3 separate regions of the Homo sapiens genome follow, and regions 2 and 3 are each linked to region 1. A link is a loop called in an ENCODE intact Hi-C map of the cell type or tissue named here. Cell type or tissue: heart right ventricle. All regions are shown on one strand.

The links. Peaks named below come from ENCODE experiments on the same cell type or tissue, not always from the same donor. Only the 100,000 strongest peaks of a DNase experiment are listed, where the experiment ranks them.
Region 2: it touches region 1 in a loop (16-fold over the local background); 9 of 110 quality-filtered maps call a loop at or near these places.
Region 3: a loop joins it to region 1, with 14 times the contacts of the local background. A loop is called at or near these places in 13 of 110 quality-filtered maps.

The regions. Positions count from the first base shown.
Region 1 is chr12:64,890,094-64,892,593 of GRCh38, forward strand. All of the region lies in intron 1 of LINC02389 (long intergenic non-protein coding RNA 2389), which reads left to right. Among named protein-coding and RNA genes, the nearest start is that of LINC02389, 7.6 kb to the left of the region's middle. RefSeq lists an enhancer at 1-44. In heart right ventricle, CTCF peaks have their summits at 968 (motif pointing right) and 1,173; no DNase peak of the experiment used is centred here; H3K27me3 peaks cover 860 bases.
Region 2 is chr12:66,859,838-66,862,337 of GRCh38, forward strand. It overlaps a transcript of GRIP1 not described here. Among named protein-coding and RNA genes, the nearest start is that of GRIP1, 180 kb to the left of the region's middle. In heart right ventricle, a CTCF peak has its summit at 1,512 (motif pointing left); a DNase peak (open chromatin) is centred at 1,504; H3K27me3 peaks cover 16 bases.
Region 3 is chr12:65,982,306-65,984,805 of GRCh38, forward strand. No RefSeq gene overlaps it. Among named protein-coding and RNA genes, the nearest start is that of HMGA2-AS2, 35 kb to the left of the region's middle. RefSeq lists silencers at 1,196-1,767, 1,344-1,638. In heart right ventricle, a CTCF peak has its summit at 1,539 (motif pointing left); no DNase peak of the experiment used is centred here.

The sequences.
Region 1 (2,500 bases):
AAGGACAGTTGGGTGAACGAAAGGCAAACACCAAATGGTAAATGCACACTTGGGAGCTTCCTCTTCTTTGAGATAAGAAGGAAGGCTGAAGAAACAGGAATGTTGAGAAGCTGGTGTGGGGAAGTACAGCAGGTAGAGGTGGGAGAGAGTGACGGAATCTCTACTCCATTTGAACAGGAGATGGGAGTTTGGGCTGTAAGTGAAGGAGGTGGGGGAAATTGCGCTGCAGGAAAGAGAGAGAGAGGTGAAATGAAATAATTGCAGTGGACGTTGGAAATTTAAATCAGATTTAAAAATACTCCTGCCCCCTGGCTTAGGAAAAAAATGAACATAGGTAAGCCTTATCGAAATAAACATCTTCCTTCCATTTCATTTGTTCCTGTTTATGTTTGGAGGATTTGTATTTGATCAGATAGTTAATAAACAGATGAAATATGAGTACAAAGAGAAAGAGTTGCCGTTCCTATAAAATCTAAGATGAAAGCTTTGGAAAGGCTCGATAAAACTGAGTTACCAAAAAAGCATCATTGAATAAAAGGTGAGAGAGACAACTATAAGAGAAAAAAAATCATAAAAATCAGCGGAGGGAATTTTGTTTCACAAGTGTCTTAAGGTTCTCACCATATAATAAGCAAACGCTGGGCACTGTATATGATGTACAATGGTTTGGTTTGTGCAACAGAGACTAGCAGCAACTTGGTGGATCTGCATTCAGGAAAGAGACCCTGGCCATGCATCACATGATTGGTGAATACATGCGTAGTTAGGTGTATGTTCCAGGTTAAAGTGTTTAGTGAGCTCTGCATGTATAATTTTAATGATTCTCTGTTTTACTGACTTTTTTGATTTTTCAACCAATTCCCTGTCAGGTATGGTTGGATAAGAGGTATAAAAGGAGAGTAAAAAGGCTTGGGGTTTTGTTTTTCCCTCCTTCACTTGAAGTGAGCAGGAGTGTGATTATTTCATCTGACCACTAGATGTCACTATTGCTTCATGGAAATATTTTCCAGCTGCTTTGGCTCTAGCAATTTACGCTGGACATTTTACTCTTAACTGAGTGCTTGTGTGAGGAAAGGCAGAATGGGTCCCATTGTTACCTCCTTCACCTGTGCTCTAATCTAGTAAAGTTTAAAAAGTATATAGACGTGGCATTTGAATAAGGGGCACCCAGGTACAAAGTTCCCAGCTAAGGATCATTATTTCTTGAAGAATGACTTCGAAAACGGCTTCCTTTTATTTTATTTTTATTTTTATTTTTTGAGACGGAGTCTTGCTCTGTCACCCAGGCTGGGGTGCAGTGGCATGATCTTGGCTCACTGCAACCTCCACCTCCCGGGTTCAAGCAATACTCCTGCCTCAGCCTCCCAAGTAGCTGGGATTACAGGCGAGCGCCACCACGCCCGGCTAATTTTTGGATTTTTAGTAGAGACAGGGTTTCACTATGTTGGCCAGGCTGGTCTCGAACTCCTGACCTCAAGTGATCTGCCCGCCTCGGCCTCCCAAAGTGCTGGGATCACAGGCGTGAGCCACCTCACCTGGCCCAGCTTCCTTTTAAAACAAGTAGAGTGATTTATTGTAAGTAAGGGAAAATAAATGTTCTGTCTGATTTAGGGCATACACACTACCTTGTGTCCAGTGCAGGTCACTCTGTCATAACAAGCCCCACCAGGTGGCTATCCCTGGCTGCACAAAGGGTAAAGCTGCCGCTGAAGCCCAGCACCCCTCCCCAATGTGAGCCCCTACTCTATATGCTGAGGAATTCCTCAGGTCAGTAAAGTCACCTTCTGAGGAATTCCTCAGCATATAGAGTAGGGGCTCACATTGAGGAGGGAGGAGGGCCAGCCCTACAGTGTCCTGAGCTGGCCATGGAGATCCCCTCTACAGACCCTGACATCTGTTTCAGGGACCTCAGAGTTGAAAGAGCTCTTGGAGGTCACCTGCTTCAGTCTCCCACTTACTGCAAGCAATCCTTTGGTAACATCCTTGGTACATGAGTGCTCACCTGCTGGAACACTCTCTGTACTAAGATCCCTACTTGGTTGGGCGTTTCATTTCCTTGTGCGGCAGCACTGTTAGAAATCATATTCTATATTAAGCCAGAAGTTGCCTCCCTTCAACTTCCTTTAATCATTTTTCATGATTTCCAGACTCCTCATCAATTCAGGAGATAGGAAGGAAGGATGATGAAGGATTGATTCGGGATAATTCAGTCCTTATTTATTGAGCAGCTTTAGGGCCAAGGCCCTGTGCTAAGCAATCCAGAGCATCTCCTGGAGACAGTTGGGATTGTCAGTGTTCTTACTGTGTCTTTCCTGGAATGAGACATAACATTCCAGGTGAGGTCCAATTCATGCAAGGTATAGGGACAATTACTGCACTCGATCTGGAAGCTTCCATTGAATAAGATTATATCAACTTTTTATACACTATAACAATATTGGTTCATTTGTGGTTGAGGTAGATTTAAATTCCCAAGTCTTTTTTTTTCTCAGAATCAGTG
Region 2 (2,500 bases), 2.0 Mb after region 1:
TACTTGGCTTCTTAGTCCTCCTCAGCTCAGCATTAATAGATAGTCCTGTCCTATTACTAATTCTTCATCTGAAGGTCCCCTATCTGCAGCCAGTTTCTCCTTTCCTAAGATGGCAGGGCTCTGTTTATATTTCCAGGCATCCTGATGTAGAAACTCAGATGACTCACATGCAAGATATAAGTGATCATCACCTTCAGTCAGGAAGTCACCTTAAGTGCTTAACTTACAAACTTTCCAAAATTTACAATTTAATATAAGATCCTCAGATCCTTGGTCCGGAAATCAACTCTTTCCTTTGTTATCTATAGCAGGGGCTATAAGGATAGATAACTTATCGGAAAAGCCTGGGCTTCTAGGAGGCAGCTTCTTGAAGAAGCTTGGGCTTTCGAGTCTGACCCAACTAGGTGGAAGCTTTAAGTCATCACGTGCTTGCTGTGTGAATGCTTTGCATAGTTTCCTTTCAGGACAGTGGTATCTATCTCTTAGAGTTGTTACAAAGATTAAATATGAACCTCAGCATAATATGTACCAAACACGGGCACTTGGAGCATTCGTCTCTTAGCCCCTTTTTGAAAGTGTGTTGAGACAATAATCCGATACAATTTATAATAAGCTTCTTTCAGAGTTGCTATCACCTCACCTCTATCCTCTTCACATTTGAAAGGAAATCCTTTTTGCTGGATTGTACTTTTTTGCTGAAGTGTACTTTTTGTAACATGCTGCCCATTCACCGAGTGTAAGTTCCCCGGTGGTAGGTATCCTGACTTGACCACATCTGCAACACAAGCCCAAGTCCACTGCTTGGTGCAGATTAGGCTCTCAACACCTGCTTTACATTAAAGATGTGGAGGCCTTATGGTCAATGCATCTCAAACTTTAATGTGACTATGAATCACCAGAGAATCTTATTAAAATGCATATTGCGATACATAATGTCTAGAGTGGGCCTCAAGATACTCCCTTTTTTATAAGCACCAGATAGACCCATGCTTCCAGAACCACACTTTGAGTGAACGACATGCTAGTTTTCTTTCCTTACTTTCTGACTGCCACTATATTCCACATTGTGGCAACAGAAAGCAGTTTGTGGACATTTCATTCAAGGCCATTACACTATGCTCAACCATGTCCCTTCCTCAACACACAAAAAAGGGGAGGGCTACCCAGGATAATATCAGTGTGGAGACTATTTGCTGATATATCTCTACCTTATTAGGACAAGCTATTAAGTGAACTCCAATATTTATCATCAGAAAAATAAAAAGGTCCTTAAGGAAACATTAACAGTTTTACTATACCTCTTCTAGAGGGTAATGATACATAATAATATTCTGGCATATGATACACATTTATAAATCATTGGCATTTAATACCTTGTATTTCAAAAAAGTGTCATACCCTACGCTGTAATGTTAACAGAATGAGTATTTATAAATATACATGCCAGAAATGCAAACAGCCACATTTGCAAAGGCAACTGTCATCTGGTTACCACACAGTGCCATCTGCTGGACAGCTGCTGATGTGCAGCAGAAAAAAATGCAAGATGCTCTCCAGGAATAATAAAACATTTCCTGCAGCTTTTCAATGAGATTTACACAAACGAAGGCAACTTACACAGTTCTGCACTGGCTTGTTCAGAAAGAAGATTTTATAGCCCCTATGCTCTTTTGCTTAGAAAAGTAGAACAATTTTATAGAGATACGCATATTGCTGTGGGGCTAAAGGCTGAATACAGAAATCCCACATGGCCATGGAGAACAAAGAACTGTTTCTTTCTTCTGAAGAAAAATCTAGTTTTCTTATTACCACTGAAGTTTACATGAGTATTGTCTTCATCAATAAAATAATAGTTCACACTATTTTGCAGCACCTCTCACAAACAACAAATTGATATTAATAAAATAAAAACTATAATTTTCTAATCTATTTCACTTCTGAAAACAGGCTCCTCTTGAATCCTAAAATTGGTCAAAATTCTTTAGCACAAATGGTAAGAAAAGAATAAGTGGAAAAGACATAAGTCCTATGTAAGTCCTTATTGATATCTTTCATGGAAAACGCAATTTGTTCTACCATAGTAATGCTGTAACTTGGAAATGATTTAACAATTTCCTACCTGAATTAGTACTCAGTCTAGTCACAAGAACAGATCATTTAGGTCTCAGGTCTCATGCAGTCTTCAATTAAAAAAAATTAGGCAGATGTGTGGATTTAACTGGACACATTAAAGAATAATGATGAGTGCTAGGAAATATCTACTTTGGGATGTTAGAACCAATATATGTAACTAGGTCCTGTTAAGCAATTTTCTATGGAGGATCACAAAGGGCATTACTAGTGTTCACTCAATGACTCCTAGACTGGCTCTACTGAGGTTTTCCTAAGATTCTGAAGTGGAAAGTATGAATAAAATATGGATCAATAAAGTATCTTATAGGTACTTTAGAGGAACATTAAGTGAATTGCCTTAGGTCACAAAATCCTAATGGTGATGAAA
Region 3 (2,500 bases), 1.1 Mb after region 1:
GACTTTGTGTCTAAAACACCAAAAGCAAAGACAACCAAAGCCAAAATTGACCAATTGGATCTAATTAAACTAAAGAGCTTCTGCACAGCAAAAGAAACTACCATCAGAGTGAACAGGCAACCTACAGAATGGGAGAAAATTTTTGCAATGTACTCATCTGACAAAGGGCTAATATCCAGAATCTACAAAGAACTCAAACAAATTTACAAGAAAGAAACAAACAACCCCATCAAAAAGTGGGCAAAGGATATGAACAGACACTTCTCAAAAGAAGACATTTATGCAGCCAACAGACACATGAAAAAATGCTCATCATCACTGGCCATCAGAGACATGCAAATCAAAACCACAATGAGATATCACCTCACACCAGTTAGAATGGCAATCATTAAAAAGTCAGGAAACAACAGGTGCTGGAAAGGATGTGGAGAAACAGGAACAATTTTACACTGTTGGTGGGACTGTAAACTAGTTCAACCATTGTGGAAGACAGTGTGGCAATTCCTCAAGGATCTAGAACTAGAAATACCATTTGACCCAGCCATCCCATTACTGGGTATATACCCAAAGGATTATAAATCATGCTGCTATAAAGACACAGCACACATATGTTTCTTGCAGCACTATTCACAATAGCAAAGACTTGGAACCAACCCAACTGTCCATCAATGATAGACTGGATTAAGAAAATGTGGCACATATACACCATGGAATACTATGCAGCCATAAAAAAGGATGAGTTCATGTCCTTTGCAGGGACATGGATGAAGCTGGAAACCATCATTCTGAGCAAACTATTGCAAGGACAAAAAACCAAACACTGTATGTTCTCACTCATAGGTGGGAATTGAACAATGAGAACACATGGACACAGGAAGGGGAACATCACCTACCGGGGCCTGTTGTGGGGTGGGGGGAGTGGGGAGGGATAGCATTAGGAGATATACCTAATGTTAAATGACAATTTAATGGGTGCAGCACACCAACATGGCACATGTATACATACGTAACAAACTTGCACGTTGTGCACATGTACCCTAAAACTTAAAGTATAATTTAAAAATATATATATATATATATATATATATATATATATATATATATATATATATATATATATTTAAAGAAAATGTGGCAAAAAAAAAAAAAAAAAGAAAAGAAAAAAGAAGTCTAACACATAAGGAAAAAAAAAATTTTCTGTAACCCTTACTAGTATGTAAGCTCCTGGGGCAGACACCACATGAAGTATATCTGTCTCTGTATTGTGAGTCCCAGGCACATTGCCCGACACATAGTAGGTGCTCAATAATGTTTGAGGAAGGAAGATGAATTTCAGTAAAGGAAATAGAATTTATTAAGATTTATTAAGATCTCCTATCCCATCCCCTCCTGGAGATTATTTCTTTCTCTTTCTTCCACGTGGCTATCTTTGACACTTATGCTTACCTTCCCTAGGCAGTGTCATATGTTCTGAAACCTTCCTGCAGCATCAAACACCTGTCCTATGTCACATTACCACTGGGACTCTGCCCTCTTCTGGTCAATATGGGAACTGATCTTTTTTTTTCCTGATGCTATTTTAATGGATGATTAAGGGCTAACCTATTTTCCTTCTTTGTCTGTATTTCTATCTTAATTGGCAATTTCTGGAAAAACAAGAACTAGCCCCAAAGTAAAGACTTCAATCCATTTCTGTTTAGTAATATGTATATAAACCAAGCCAATTACCAAATTCATGAGGGATGAATCCATGTATACAACCATGGCAGTCTTCTTTCATGAATTTAAGACCTATTTATTGACTACCTATGTTAAAACAAAAACTTCCGCTGAATTAAATTTAAAGGAGTCTAATTGAGCAATGAGCAATTCATGAATCGGGCAGCCCCCAAGATCACAGCAGATTCACAGATACTCCAGGAATGCCTATGGTCAGAACAAATATATAGAGAAAAAAAAAGGAAGTGATGTACAGAAATCAGAGGTGAGGTACAGAAACTGCTGGATTGGTTACAGATTGCTGTTTGCCTTATTTGAACACAGTTTGAACACTCAGCAGTGTACAAGTGGTTGAAGTATGGCTGCTGGGATTGGCCAAGTCTCAGCTATAGTTTCAGGGCATATTCCTAAGTTAGGTTTTCAATCTTGTCGGCCTATTAAGTTAGGTTGCAGTTCACCCACAAGGACTTAAATAAAGAAGTACAGAGTCCTTCTCAGGCAATATTTAGTTTGCTTTAACAAATCCCCACTTTTGGTCATTTTTCTCAATTTTGAGGCATTAACCAAAACATTAGTCATTGATGTCACTATCACCATTGTAAATGTACTTATTTGGTCTTGAAACCCACTAGGAAACAGTAGAACAGTGAGTTTTGCAAAGGTAGGAACAAGGGCTTGAGTACAAGTTACCTCCTTTTGCTGGAATATTCTGTTTACAGGAGAAAAATGAAACCTGGTCTATTCTAAGATGTATGTGTTTGCTTAAAATCTTAGTTTGATT